Regions from separate parts of the Homo sapiens genome. Here regions 1, 2 and 4 are each linked to region 3. Evidence: chromatin contacts called from ENCODE Hi-C or POLR2A ChIA-PET data. All regions are on one chromosome and are shown on one strand. Each heading gives the region's core, a stretch centred on a gene start or an enhancer-like site at or near the end of the contact. The rest is flanking DNA. Distances are from core to core; before and after follow the strand shown.

Region 1 (3,304 bases), core at 712-3,211, 860 kb before region 3:
ATCAGAGTCGGGAAAAAAACATTTTTAATCTCGAAATGGCATATTAACTTTAGTGCAAAATGGTAAAAATAATAAAATTGAAACAAGAAAGCTTCTTCCAGAAGTTCCTTGAAATTTTCTTTCAAGACCTAATGTTCCAATATCTAATACCCAAATCAGGGATAAAAAAGGCTGACCTAGCCAGTCATCTACAAAGACTCAAGAAAACCCTTATTTGTATGTTAATACCGATGAAAAAATATAATCTTTTAAACTTAAAGATAATATTGTATGTCTTAAATGACACCAATATGGAGAAGAAAAAGCCTTTCATCTAAGAGCCACTTTTACTGGCACTCAGATTAGATCAGAAGCAGCTCTTTCAGGTCTTCAGGAAAAGCTCAATCTCCACCCAAAACAGAAAAAGCAAATCCTATGCATCCTCTCTCCTCATACTTCTTATAACCCACACACAAATTATGAAATATCATAATTCAGTATGTTGTTCAGGGAAAAATTTTCAAAAAAGTGAAAACCTAGGAAGGTAAGTCATTGCGTGAACACTTTTACAACAGCTAAGCATTTCCTACGTGACTAATCTATTTTAAATTCGGCTCCTCTGTTCCTATGCAATCTCATATTATCTATTAAAACTGCCAAAATATTTTTAAACAAGATCTGAGAATTCCTCTTTCAGCTTCTGATCTTTGCACTCTTTGAGTTGGCAGACACGTCACTGGCAAACCAACTGGTAGTGACAAGTTACTCCAAATCGACTCTTTCAGATGAAATTTTAAATTAACAGCCATCCCAAAATTTTCCGTGCCTCCCGAATCTCAGGGAGCGAGGTGTAAGTACATGCAAGTCTACGATTCCTCCCGATCACTCGCTGCAAAGCTTGGTCTGCAGAATCGACAAATGTATATTCCATCTCAACTATCCCTTTCCCCGAGATCCTGCAACATTCAGGCTTAACAGAAGTGTCATTTCCTATCTCAAGCTTTGGAAGCTCTGAGTTTGCAGACCACAAAGATTTGATAGTATTTTCAGTGTTTCTCCATGATAAGGTCACACACACACACCTCTATATCCAACGCTTGTATGTCCCACATGTGTTTCCAAATTCCTCATCGGCCTTAGAGACACAAAGAGTTTCTGGCTTCCCTGCACCTCAGCGCCAAGTTTCTGTAAGCCACTTCCATGTAAAACTCTCCTTCCGCTTTTAAAAAGAAAACTACATTCGGAAAGGGAAGATACCCAAGAAGAAAATCGAGACGGTAAGTGCAGCACTTTTATAAAGTAAACAAACAAAAAGACTGCCCTGACGAAGGTGGCTGCAAAACTCTGGGGCCGGCGCGCACAACCCACATCGCACACCCCCAGAGCGCCGTGTGACGCCCCCAGCCCCGTTAGCAAAACGGACTCGGCACCCCAACCTTTCTCGGAGGGAAAATGCACGAGTCAGGGCCGCGCTCCCCGCCGCCCTGGCACACAGAATGTCTCCGGGAATCGCCCACACGAGCCCGGGGCCGCCCTCTCCTTCCGGCGGCGGCCGCGCGGAGCCCGCTTCCCCCGGACACCGCCCCCAAAGTGCCCGCGTGGCCCCGCGACTCAGCCGCCCCAAGTTCGCCCGTGGCCGCTCAGCCGCGAAAGTGTCCCGCACTTGGCGGACCGGGAGTGGCGACCGTCCGCTCCGGTACGTACTCAGCCAGCGGCTGCAGCGGTCTTGGCGCGCTCTCCCCGAGGACTGCTCAGCCCCAACTCCGAAGCGACGGCCCCCGGCTCTCCCTCCTCTGGCGGCTGCAGGAGCCGGGACGCCCCCGCTCCCATCGAGGGGGGAAGGGAAGGTGGTGGGCGCGCTCTCTCTGCTCCCCCCCACCTCGGGCCCGCCGCTTCTTCCCGCCCACCCGCCCCGACGGCGCTCGCTTGGCCGCGGCGGCGGCGGCGGCTCCTCCAGGCTGCGGCGCGCGGGCGGCGGCGGCGGCGGCAGCGCCTCCCCCGCCGCGCCTTGCCCTCCCCTCCCCTGCCTTCCCCGCGCGCGCTACACCCTCCTCCCCCTCCCCCGCCCGCCTCCGCCGCCTCCACTCCCCCACCCCGCGCTGTCACATTGGGAGATTCCGCTCTTGCTACATTCGCCGCTCCGGCTCCCGCCCACGCGCGGCCGAGTGACGCAGATCCCGGCGTGGGCCGCCGCCGGGCGGGGGCGGGGGCGGCCGCTGGGCCCGGGGCTCGGCCCCTTCCCGCCGCCCCCTCCGCGGAATCCGGAGGACGGCCCATTCACACGGCAGCTGGGAGGAACCAAGTGGGCGCCGGGAGTGGGCGGCTCCCGCGAGTCCCGCTCCGGGCGCGGGGAGGGGACGACAAAGAGGGAGACGGGTGGGGAACGCCGCCTCCGGCCTGCTCTCCAGCTGCGGAGTGAACTGGGAAGGTTTGCAATTAAAAAAAAAAAATTATGTGTGAGGTTCCCGATATAGTATTTCAAAGAGCACACCCGCCAAATCCAACATCCTCTAGGAGGCTGACTTTAAAAAAAAAAAAAAAAAAAAAACAACAGCGCGCCGGGCTCCCCTGGCCCCCGCAGGCTCGGGGCAGAGGCGGGGAGGCAGGTGGTCCAGGTGCGCCCCTGCCCGGGGGGGCGAGGCGTCCGGCGGGAAGGCTGCAGCGACCGCATGGAGGAAGGGGCGGCAGGTGCGCGGCGCTGGAAGAACCGGCGGCTGGGAGAGCATCTCTGCCTCGCCCATCTTGCCCCCTCCCCACCTCCGCTCTGGCGTTGGGACGGGAGGAGGAGGGAGGAATGGAACCAGGGAGTCCGAAGTACAGCTTTGACAACTGTCGCGCTGGCCGGGTAATTTAATTCCAACCTTTTTAACCTCCTGAAAATCTGCCTTTTATTTTACTGTTTAATGTTTTTTGTGTCCATGGTGTAGAAAAACTACGGCGCTAGTATAGTGCTGGTGTGTGCTAAATTAGAGTTCCCAAGGCACAATATAGAATTTTTTGGTTTGCATAAACTTTGCTAACCAAAGTATTAAAGCACCTTCAAAAATGTACTTAGGCTGGCCAGGGCTCACGCCTGTAATGCCAGCACTGTGGGAGGCCGAGGCGGGCGGATCACCTGAGGTCCGGAGTTGGACACCAGCCTGGCTAACGTGGTGAAATCCCGTCTCTACAAAAAATACAAAATTAGCCGGGCGTGGTGGCGCATGCCTGACATCCCAGCTGCTTGGGAGGCTGAGGCGGGAGAATAGCTTGAACCCGGGAGGCGGAGGTTGCAGTGAGCCAAGATCGTGCCATTGCACTCCAGCTTGGGCAACAAGAGCGAAAC
Region 2 (3,051 bases), core at 37-2,536, 540 kb before region 3:
AGTGTGCTAGGGGTAGGACTGATTACATAATTTGCAGGCCTAGTGTAAAATGAAAATTTGTGTTTCCTTGTTCAAAAATTATTAATAGCACAGCATTAAAACAAGCACAGGGCCCTTCTAACGATGAGGCCTTGTGAGACTCAGGTTTCACACACATGAAGCTAGGGCGGCAAGGAAGATTTGAATCTCAGTCTGACTAACAGGAAAGCCCATGCTTTTTCCAGTAAACCATGCTAGGTCAGATGAATGGTTCATTTCTGTGCGCAGTGAATGAGGCATGATGGTGATGTCAGATGGTGATGTCCTGTAGCCAGTTAAAAACCAAATTGCAGGTAAGGAGTTCCTTCTGTGATGTCTGTTGTCTGTCCTCTTCTCAGTGGGCATTTGGTTATTACATTTGACCTAGGTTAGCAACGTAATTTTTGATCAAAGTCTCAACAGTGTATCTCTTTAAATATCAAGGTACTAAGAATAACTCCTTTCATGTGTCCTCTCTGAAATTTGTCACCGGATTTCTTCTTTCTGATAAATGTGTCAATACTTAATAGTGGCGATGAAATGTCTTCTGCTACACATCTGGGTGGATCTGGAAGCGGAGGAACGTTTTCCTCAATTTAACAGTGGATCCTAGTAGTTGAGTTAAATGTTGGTTTCATTTAAGAGTAAGCTACTTTCTGAATGTAATTATGCTTCCACTGATAACAGCAACTTTTACTTTAGTTGGGAAGACATATCTATTATGTCTTAATCAGACAACTCTTGTGTGTCTTTGAGGAAGAGTGGGAGATCTGTAACTTTTCCCAAGAAAAATGAAAATGTCTCAATCCTAATATTAAAGGAATTCGGCTGTATTGGGTTAGGAATGAATAAACTACATCGATGTCCTTTATCAACTGTAATTCCTCTACTTGAGTCTCAAAGAATACTAAGTTTACGTTTTAATAAAAAATTACTAAAATTCCAGAAAAGTCTTTCACATCAGTCCCTGCTGGTCAAATTGGCAGGCCAAGCCTAGACAACAGGTTGCGCTTTGGGCTAAGACAGCCTCTAGAGGGCAATCTCCTTTCCTGCGAATCCGCCCTAGTCCGTTCTATCCTCCCTCTTCCCGCTCCGCCTCAGCTCGCTCTCCGCCTTCTCCCTGGCCCGGTCCCCGATCCCTTCCTCTCCCTCAACTATTTCCTCCAGGCGTCGTTCTTGCCCCGCCCTTCCCCGTCGCGTAGCGGAAACGGTCGCTCTGGCTTCCTGGAGGACTTGTCATCTGTGCCCGGCGGCGCAGGACGGCGGTGGGCGGGGCTCACGCGAGGCGCTGGAACGGTCCGGGAGATTCTCGCTCTGCTGCTTTAGCTTCGGAGTGTTTGGCGATGGGGCAGCGCGAGATGTGGAGGCTCATGTCGAGGTGAGTGAGAGAGCGAGGGGCCAAGGGCAGGCTCTTCAGCGGCACTCGCCACAGTGGGAAAAGGGCCGGGGGTGGAGACTGCTGGCCTCGAAGTTTCGAGTCGCGCTCAGAGGCGCCGCTGTGAGACCCCAACCTTGGCCCTCCCCAAGCCCCAGCCCCCGTCCCTGTCTTTCCTTTCTCCCTCTAGCATCTTCTTTGCAGCAGCACTCTGGTTTTCTGCCACTCTGGCTCTTAATTCAGGCTTGTCCCCACACGACTTTAATTCTTTTGGCCTCAGTTTCTTTCCTTTCTTAAAAGTTGGGTGCAGTCTGGGGACACGGACAGATTTAGCTTAGCGGAACTGTGCGGCATGTTTTGTGCAGCCAGCACACACAGGTGCTTTGCCAGTTGCTGCACCTCTCTCTGCCCGTGGTGTGATTTTATTCAGCTTTCTTGCATGGCTGCAGCGTCAGTATAGGCATTTGGAACTTTCAGGCTAGTGTTGAGGGACATTTAACGTGGCATGGGGGAGCATGTTTGCAAACATTGTTTAACTTTTTGAAAGTACCCCTCACTGCGCTTTGAGCTCAGCCTAGGAAATCTGGTAGCCATCATCTTTAGGCTGCATGCGCCTTAAACAGCCCACTGCCTGGCCCTGTACTGTCATACCAGGTAGCAGCTGCGCCCACTTGAAGGGAGAACCGTCCTTATTTCTTTAAAATAAGGACGACTTAAATTACTGGATTCTTTAAGCCTTAGAGTTTGCCTTCTGGGTTTCCTGAAAAGGGATGGAGGTGTTTCCTTGACTTAAGAAGAATAGTTTCAGGGGAAAGTGTCTAGATGTCTAACACTGTATCCACAGACCTAATTCTCAGTAAATTTTTGTTATACATTTAAGAGTTGCTTTTCTGTTTGTTTTTTTAATACCTTAAAATTAGTTGTCCTTGCACCAGCTCATGGAGAGATTTAGTAAATGCTAAGAAAATCAGTACACGTAATCGTTACTGCCGCTTTTTCAGTGTTGTCAGCAAATAGCAAATAGAGAAACAAACTGGAAAGACATGTTTGTTAAAGTTAGCTGACTTAGGAAAGGATCTGTCATTTCCACAATTCAGCTTGGCTTTCTTCCACCCCACGTTCCAAGATGCAGTACTCTGTAGGTGAGGCCAGGACCATTTTGGGGGCTTTGATCTGAGATGCCTTTTCCAGACTCAGCCCTGAAGTGGGTATTATCCTAGAAAGCAGAGGCCAAGATGGTCCAGTCCACAATACCCTAACCCACAACTGTATAAGGGAATAGGGTGCCACGGAAAGTGTTTCTGAGAGGAAAAAAGGCCTTGGGCCATGGTTGACAGTGTTGGGCAGCCCCACTTGAACTCTGGCCTCCCTTGGCTTCTTCGGTACTGGCCTACTTTTCTAATGCCACTCTCCACCGCCTCTCCTTACCCCAGTGCCAGTTTAGCTCTTGGACTTTTTTTTTTTTTTGGTTCCCAAATCATCTGTCTTAGGGTAACTCAAATTTTTGTCTAACCTGACTTGCCCTGAGCTCTAATGCTGGTCACAACCCTCTGAATGCCTCAGTTGCACCTCATATATAAATTTGCACTTAAGGGCTAGGCGCGGGGGCTCACACCTGTAATCCCAGCACTTTGGGAGGCCGAGGCGGGCATATCATC
Region 3 (3,359 bases), core at 486-2,985:
GTTGCCCAAATGTGCTCTAGGGCGATCATACTGCACAGCTCGTCTTTTTTTATTTTTTATTTTTTGTGACAGGGTCTCACTTTGTTGCCCAGGCCAGAGTGCAGCGATTTTGGCTCACTGCAACCTCTGCCTCCCAGGTTCAAGCAATTCTCCTGTCCCAGCCCTGCAAGTAGCTGGGATTACAGGAGCGCACTACCACGCCCGGCTAATTTTCGTATTTTTAGTAGAGACAGGGTTTCACCATGTTGGCCAGGCTGGTCTCGAACTCCTGACCTCAGGTGATCCGCCCGCCTTGGCCTCCCAAAGTGCTGGGATTACAGGTGTGAGCCACCGTGCCCAGCCAACTTGTCTCTCTTAACATGGTGACACTCACTCCTTCCTCAGCTCACATGGTTCTCTCTCAGCTGACTTCTAATCATCCTTCCAGATTTAGTTCAGTATCAACTCTTCAAGCCTTTCTTCCCTGCTGCAGCCTCCTTTCCTTCACCTGCCAACAGATTAGGTATTCCTTCCCCTGCAGTCCCCCTTTACCTCATTTCTAATTAACCTCATCACAAGTTACTCTATTAATATGTGTTTCTGTCTGTTGCTCCTGACTCAGAGTTCTTTGAGGACAGGGGTTTTATATCAATCACACATCGCTAGCATAGCCCCTGGAATATAGCACTCTATACCATATGTGTACCAAATGGAAGGGTTTATATCGGGCTTACAAATCACAGCAAAGAATGTCTGGGAATATCAGGATAGTCAGTCTTCCATATTTGCTGGGAGGGAAAAGGAACACTTCTGAAGAAGTGCTGATGACCCGGAAAGTCAGTTAAGGACAACAGGTGTGCCTAAAAAAGAAGTAAAGATCAGAGAACTCACAGACTTCCATTAGAGAGAACACAAAGAAATCATTTATTTAAAGATCAGACTAAATCCAAAACAATTAGGTTCACAAAGCCAACAGAAATGCAAGATACAGACATACACAGCCAACATTCTCTTAAGTCAATTTCAAAATGTTGAAAGCTATTTCGGCAATAAAAATCACAAACTTTCTGCACTGCCAAGGTGAGGGAAATTACATTTCAAAGGCGATTCCAAAAAAACCTAATCAAGACTTTCCTCAGGATCAATTTTTGGTATTCACATTTCCTTAGCATGTAATACAGGTGCCTGTCTTCGGCGTACGGATAAACCCAGAAGGCCAAGAGCAAAAATCGTGATTAACTTTAAAGAGTTTAACTTGCACCCCTTGTATGATGCCACAGGATACAATACTATAAACCGCCACTCACACAAGATGAGTTACAGTTGCCATGGGTTAAATCTGCTGCCTGGAAAACAAATTTTAAGTCCTCCACCCAGAAGGGTCTGGGGAATGGGACGCAACAAAGACCAAGCCAGAACACCCCGGAGCCCAGACCTGCTCAGAAAACGCGTTCCACGTGTGCGCGCCCGCAAGCCCGGCTTCGCTTCCCGCCCCGCGGGGAGCGCCCTTAGCTGCCCTATAGCGTTCGCGCCCGGACCAGGACGAGTAGAGGGGACGGGGCCCTCGAGCCATCGAGGATATAATAAATACCCGTTAGTCACACCACACTACCTTCCTGCTAGCGCGAGGCAGGCAATTACCATCCACTAGCCGCAAGCAGCCAGCGTCTCACCCGATGCGCAGGCCCAACCCCGCACCCGCACCCGCACCCAGCACGCACGCGCGCGGCAGAGCGGGTGCAGAGAGCGCGGCACTGAGTCCCGCCTCGCCCGGGGGCAACGTGAGATTGGCGCTGCTCGCAGCCAATCCGCTGGCAGCGAGTCTGTCCGGGAAAGCTTCCGCAAGCTGCGCAGCGCCGGGCCTGAGGGCGTGTATCCGCGGCCGTAGCAGCCGGGCTGGTCCTGCTGCGAGCCGGCGGCCCGGAGTGGGGCGGCGGGTAAGTGGGCACGAACGCGGTGGACGCTGTACAGTCGCCTTCGTCGGTAGGGAACTGCTGGCGGCCTAGGGGTCGTCCTGAGAGGGAAAAGCGGGCTCCGGCTGCATCTGCGGCGCCCTGCGTGGCCGTAAGAGCCAAGTGGCCTCAGAGGCTCGCCCCCTACGCAAATCCTCGTTGTCTTGCCAGGGTCCTGACGTGACGTGCGGCCGCGAGAAGGAAGGGGCGGGTTGGGGGAGGCGCTGAGGTGGTAGCAGCGGCGGCTTTTGCTGAGTTTTCTCTGGCCCAGAGCGCTCGGGCTGTCGGTCTAGCAGGGGGGACTCCCCTGAGGGGCCGCTGCGGGTCGCCGTCTTCGGAGGCACCGGCGAGGGCAGAGCCAACAGCCTCTTCACGGTCTGTAAGGTCATTGTTTGCCAGTCGTGGGCAGCGCGGCAAACCTGCTGGGAAAAGGTTTTCTGGTTGGAATAGGATGAGTACCGCACCAGCTTTGCCTTCCAGCTGAGATGTAAATTTCAGGCCTCCATCCTGTGGAACGTGGGAAAACTATCTTGAGTGTTGGCATGTTCTAAGTATGACATAATAGTTTAATGTATGATAAATCATGGGTGTTTAGACGAAAGATTTACACATATAAATTGGAGGCTTTAGCGGTCTTAGTGTAACTAACTTTTCGTCCCCTTAACCCTTGATGCCTGTTCTATGGGTCTCTAGAGCGGAAGGAGCATTATACTCCGGAAACATTTGCTGGAAGGGGTTATGAGAAATTCCTCTCTGTATGCTAACTCCGTAATACAAGCGTTTGTGTATTTTAAAATCACAGCTGTTCCAAATATAATCTAGCCTCGTTTTCCCCCTCCGTCGGATGATAGGTGTTCTTCAGGACAGTTTTATTTTAAGCAATTCTTAGTCTCAAGTAAACACCATCATTAAAAGAACTGAGAACTATTATCAATTCTTCCTTTGGAGTCCATCTTCAATGGAAAGGAGAAGGGAAAACCTTTTTTAAAAAGAAGAAAGAAAACTGAAGTTTTTGATTTGACTAGAGAAATATTCAGAAGACTCCTTATTTTCACCTAGTTTAATCACAAAATTGAGAAACAAACATTATCCCTTGACCATGTAAATTTTACACCACATTATGTCAACAGCATGTACCTTCCACATTGAGTATTCAGAAAGAAGTGATCTGAACTCTGACCATTCTTTATGGATACATTAAGTCAAATATAAGAGTCTGACTACTTGACACACTGGCTCGGTGAGTTCTGCTTTTTCTTTTTAATATAAATTTATTATGTTGGTAAATTTAGCTTTTGGCTTTTCACTTTGCTCTCATGATATAAGAAAATGTAGGTTTTCTCTTTCAGTTTGAATTTTCCTATTCAGTAAAACAACATGCTAGAAAACAAACTTTTGGAAAGGCATTGTAACTATTTTTTCAAATAG
Region 4 (3,230 bases), core at 649-3,148, 890 kb before region 3:
CGCTCCTGACAACACAGTCCAGGGAGGGAAATGGACGGAGACCCAGAGCACAGCAGAGGGCGCTGTGGCAGAGCAGGCATCCCAGAGGCCAGGGTGTCTAGGCTGAGAGTTCCAAAAGAAAGCAGCTGGTACAGATGCCTGGAGGCAAAAAGAACAGGGCACACTCTGGGAAGCCGGAAAATATTCAATATACACTGAAAAAGAGGGAGTGGTGAGGGAAGGTGGAAACACAGGGCCAGATTCTGTAAGCCCTTGTAAGCTATGTTAAGAATTTTAGATCTTATCTTAAATACAAAGAGAAGCCATTGAAAGTCTCAGGGAAGAGACTGATCGGATTTGCATTTCAGAAAGCCCATCACATGTGAATGTGATGGGGAGAATGTACGCGGAGGAGGGGAGTTCAGGGTGGTGACAGGGACACTGGTTAGAGGGCTGCTGGTGAAGGCCCAGCCCTGGACAGTGGCAGGTGCCGCAGAAATAAGGCAACTGAGAGTTTGGTTATGACATTCTCTAGAATAAGGAACTCAAGATCACGAGGTCTGGGAGGGGCCAGAACACTGATGAATTCGGTTGAGCTCATTTGCTAGTGAGACCTCCGTGTGTAGATAAGCCAGGTAAGCAGGGGCAGTGAGTTTGGAGCTTGGGGTAAAATCAAGGCTGGAGACCCAGATTAGAGGGTTATCAGTTCATCAGCAGAATCTGAGTGGAGTGCACCAATCAGAATCCCCATGAGCCCCAATGCCTCAATACTGTTTCTGGAAGAACTTGCAGGAGAAAGGTATGATCTAGGCATTTCACATTAGGAACCAGCTGTGTGATCTCAGGCAAAAAAGTAAACCTCATTATTTCCAGTGATCCAAATTTTTAAATTAGGATTACACCACCTGTGTATCTGCCCACTGGAAGTTTGTGGGGATTAAATAAAGTAACGCAAATAAGTGAACCTTGGAAAAGTACACATTGCCATACAAATACCTGGTGGCACTAAAGTCAGGATTATTCAACCATGAGAATACTGAAAAAGCTGGATGGGGGAACCTCAAACTCTACATGTGAAAGTTGCTAGAAAATGGACACTATTCCACCATTAATAAAGATAAATAAAAGCCTAAAATAAGTAATAAATAACAATTATCCAAAGTAATCAGTGATCTCTCTGCAACTGAGCACATTAGTCATTATTTACTCCTACAGTCTTGACAGTTCACTGTGGATGGAAAAACTACAAAATCGAGTAGCTATCACTGCATGTCACATAAAGTAGATTTAAGGTCCCCAAAATATATGACTTAGAAATAAAAGTAAGAACATTCCCAAGAAACTGGTCTCTTTCACATTATGTGTGGTGCACAATTTCGTTATGTCTCGTAAGCTTGTTTCCCAGGCACCAGCTAGCTGCACCATACTATGAGCAATCTATCTCCATGTCATATTTTTGGCTGATGCCATTAATCACAGTGTTTCCTTGCTGACGAGACTCTGGGTCTGATCACTGAGAAAATAAAAGCTATGGGACGGAGGCTGGTGCATGACCTAATTACTCTCATCCCATTGGTCTCCATCCCCATGCCTCCTCATCCTTTCTGCCGAACACTAGCAAGCTGCTTTAAAGCCACTGCTTAGCTGTCTCTAGATGACTTGTTACAGCAGATGTTCTCAACCCCACATGTGCATTTTCCTTTTTTCTAATCACACTTTCTGTATGAATAGCATATTGTAATGCTTCTGTTTTTTCTGATCCAGAGGGGAAGAGTCTACGTCAAATTAGACCAGCTTTCTTTTCAACAAGCTTAGTAGCAGCGTAGGTGGATATTCTGAACCTCTTTCCTCCCCCTTCCTTGCTCTCCCACCCCCACCTTGCTGGAACTGCTAGCAGATGTTTCCTTTAGGTCTTTCTTCTTCAAGCCCCAGTTCTCTGACTTCCTGGGCTCTATTAACAAACCTCATTTCTTTCATCCACTTATCTCTGAATGCTTTGCACCTCTGACTCCCACAGGGTCAAGAATGCTGTCATTTCCCATCTCTGCCCAGTCTCCAGCAATTTCAGCGAATGAAGAAAACTCAAATGAGAAATAGCACTCAGTCCAGTTAGTCAGCTGCCATCACCAGGTCTGAGACTGTAGCTTTATATATCCTTCCTCCCTTCTAAGATGTTACTTATAACATTGGAGTTAATAACAAATTTGTTCATGGAACTGAATGTGTTCTTAATGAAAAAGAAAGGTTACCAATTGAATTCACTTTTAACTAACATTTAAAAAAATTTAGGAGAAGACAAGAGAGCCAGGGACTTTGGCTCTTGATTTTTCATCCCCTTGAATGAGCTGTCAAGCCACCTTAAATATGTTCTTTCATAGGTAGGACATAAGGAAATCAAACTAATTTTTCTGATTTACTCTGTGTATCTTCCCAACACAAGGTTTTTACTCATAAACAATCAGCATATCAAATGAAAATTTCTTATATTTAAATATTTTGTAATTTACATTGTTAAATTTTCTACTCAAAACTTGTAACTGTTTACTACATAACATTTCTTGGATTAGAAAATAATAACTGCCACCATCCACCCTTTTCAAAGACTACCAGTCCTGCACACATTTCGCCCTTCACACGGTACTAGGAGGAAAGGTATAACCCCAATAGTGTTTTTTTCACAGGTAAGATGCTTTGTGAATAATCATTAGCACCTAGGAAGGTGGTACTGCTTTGACATTCAGGAATCAGACATAGATAGGAAGCCCCGGCTCTGCTACTGGATAGCAGTTTGGCAACACAGGTGAAGATACTGAGCCTGTCTGGGTCTCTCCTTGGCTGTAAAATGGAAATCATAAAGCCTCCACATAGGTTAGACAAGAATGTTTGTGATAATGAATTCCAAATGTCTAGTAGGGACTGACACAAAATAAAAGCAATACAAAGTAGCGATTTTTACAATTGCCCCAGAATGAGAAGATTTAATTAGATCTAATTCAAAAGATAAGTAAGAATAAACAAAATCTATTTTCATTTCAGCTGAAAGTGGACTCACAGAGGGCTGTGTTCCAGTGGACATGTTATTCATTCCGTCTAAGCAGAAGGATTCCAACCTCACTTACTAACTAGCTGAAGAAACGTTTCCCTAGAGATTTCATTCCAAATGGTAGGTTCCTTAAGGCACACCTAAGCTAGCAGGCGATCTTTTTCTCCATGTCCATCTCATATATTCTAGGAATTAAAGTTCAAAATCT

Evidence for each region. A loop is a pair of places that touch in the nucleus more often than their neighbours do. ChIA-PET counts read pairs that join two places held with the same protein, here RNA polymerase II (POLR2A). Pooled maps may share reads with other maps.
Region 1: a map of gastrocnemius medialis shows a loop between it and region 3 (6-fold over the local background). The contact joins the promoter of NAB1 here to the promoter of PMS1 in region 3. A Hi-C loop is called at or near these places in 8 of 168 maps with a recorded cell type or tissue (CD4-positive, alpha-beta T cell, CD4-positive, alpha-beta memory T cell, CD8-positive, alpha-beta T cell and 3 more), 2 of 37 single-sample maps with no recorded cell type and 24 of 50 pooled maps. POLR2A ChIA-PET finds 5 or more read pairs at or near these places in 2 of 52 experiments (B cell and MCF 10A).
Region 2: a map of B cell shows a loop between it and region 3 (15-fold over the local background). The contact joins the promoter of HIBCH here to the promoter of PMS1 in region 3. A Hi-C loop is called at or near these places in 14 of 168 maps with a recorded cell type or tissue (A673, B cell, CD4-positive, alpha-beta T cell and 11 more), 13 of 37 single-sample maps with no recorded cell type and 25 of 50 pooled maps. POLR2A ChIA-PET finds 5 or more read pairs at or near these places in 5 of 52 experiments (H1, HEK293, HepG2 and 2 more).
Region 4: a pooled map shows a loop between it and region 3 (5-fold over the local background). The contact joins the enhancer-like site here to the promoter of PMS1 in region 3. A Hi-C loop is called at or near these places in 7 of 37 single-sample maps with no recorded cell type and 10 of 50 pooled maps. POLR2A ChIA-PET finds 5 or more read pairs at or near these places in 2 of 52 experiments (BJ and activated CD4-positive, alpha-beta T cell).

What each region holds. Positions count from the first base shown.
Region 1 is chr2:190,647,740-190,651,043 of GRCh38, reverse strand. It overlaps NAB1 (NGFI-A binding protein 1), which reads right to left and starts at 1,961. Exons shown (of 10, transcript NM_005966.4): 1 at 1,684-1,961; 2 at 1,062-1,198. It also overlaps a transcript of NEMP2 not described here. RefSeq lists silencers at 1,451-2,050, 2,061-2,430, 2,461-2,510, 2,591-2,640, 2,651-2,700.
Region 2 is chr2:190,318,061-190,321,111 of GRCh38, reverse strand. HIBCH (3-hydroxyisobutyryl-CoA hydrolase) reads left to right here and starts at 1,286. Exons shown (of 14, transcript NM_014362.4): 1 at 1,286-1,396. The coding sequence starts at 1,362.
Region 3 is chr2:189,782,826-189,786,184 of GRCh38, reverse strand. It overlaps PMS1 (PMS1 homolog 1, mismatch repair system component), which reads right to left and starts at 1,735. Exons shown (of 13, transcript NM_000534.5): 1 at 1,592-1,735. ORMDL1 (ORMDL sphingolipid biosynthesis regulator 1) reads left to right here and starts at 1,846. Exons shown (of 5, transcript NM_016467.5): 1 at 1,846-1,916; 2 at 3,062-3,171. RefSeq lists enhancers at 1,318-1,367, 1,918-2,147, 2,158-2,217, 2,308-2,387, 1,673-2,559 and a silencer at 1,728-1,777.
Region 4 is chr2:190,677,304-190,680,533 of GRCh38, reverse strand. All of the region lies in intron 6 of NAB1 (NGFI-A binding protein 1), which reads right to left. Among named protein-coding and RNA genes, the nearest start is that of NAB1, 30 kb to the right of the region's middle. RefSeq lists an enhancer at 1,747-1,796. Within about 2 kb of position 1,898, at least 4 of the 41 ENCODE cell types and tissues checked have a DNase peak (open chromatin) inside an H3K27ac peak, as active enhancers do.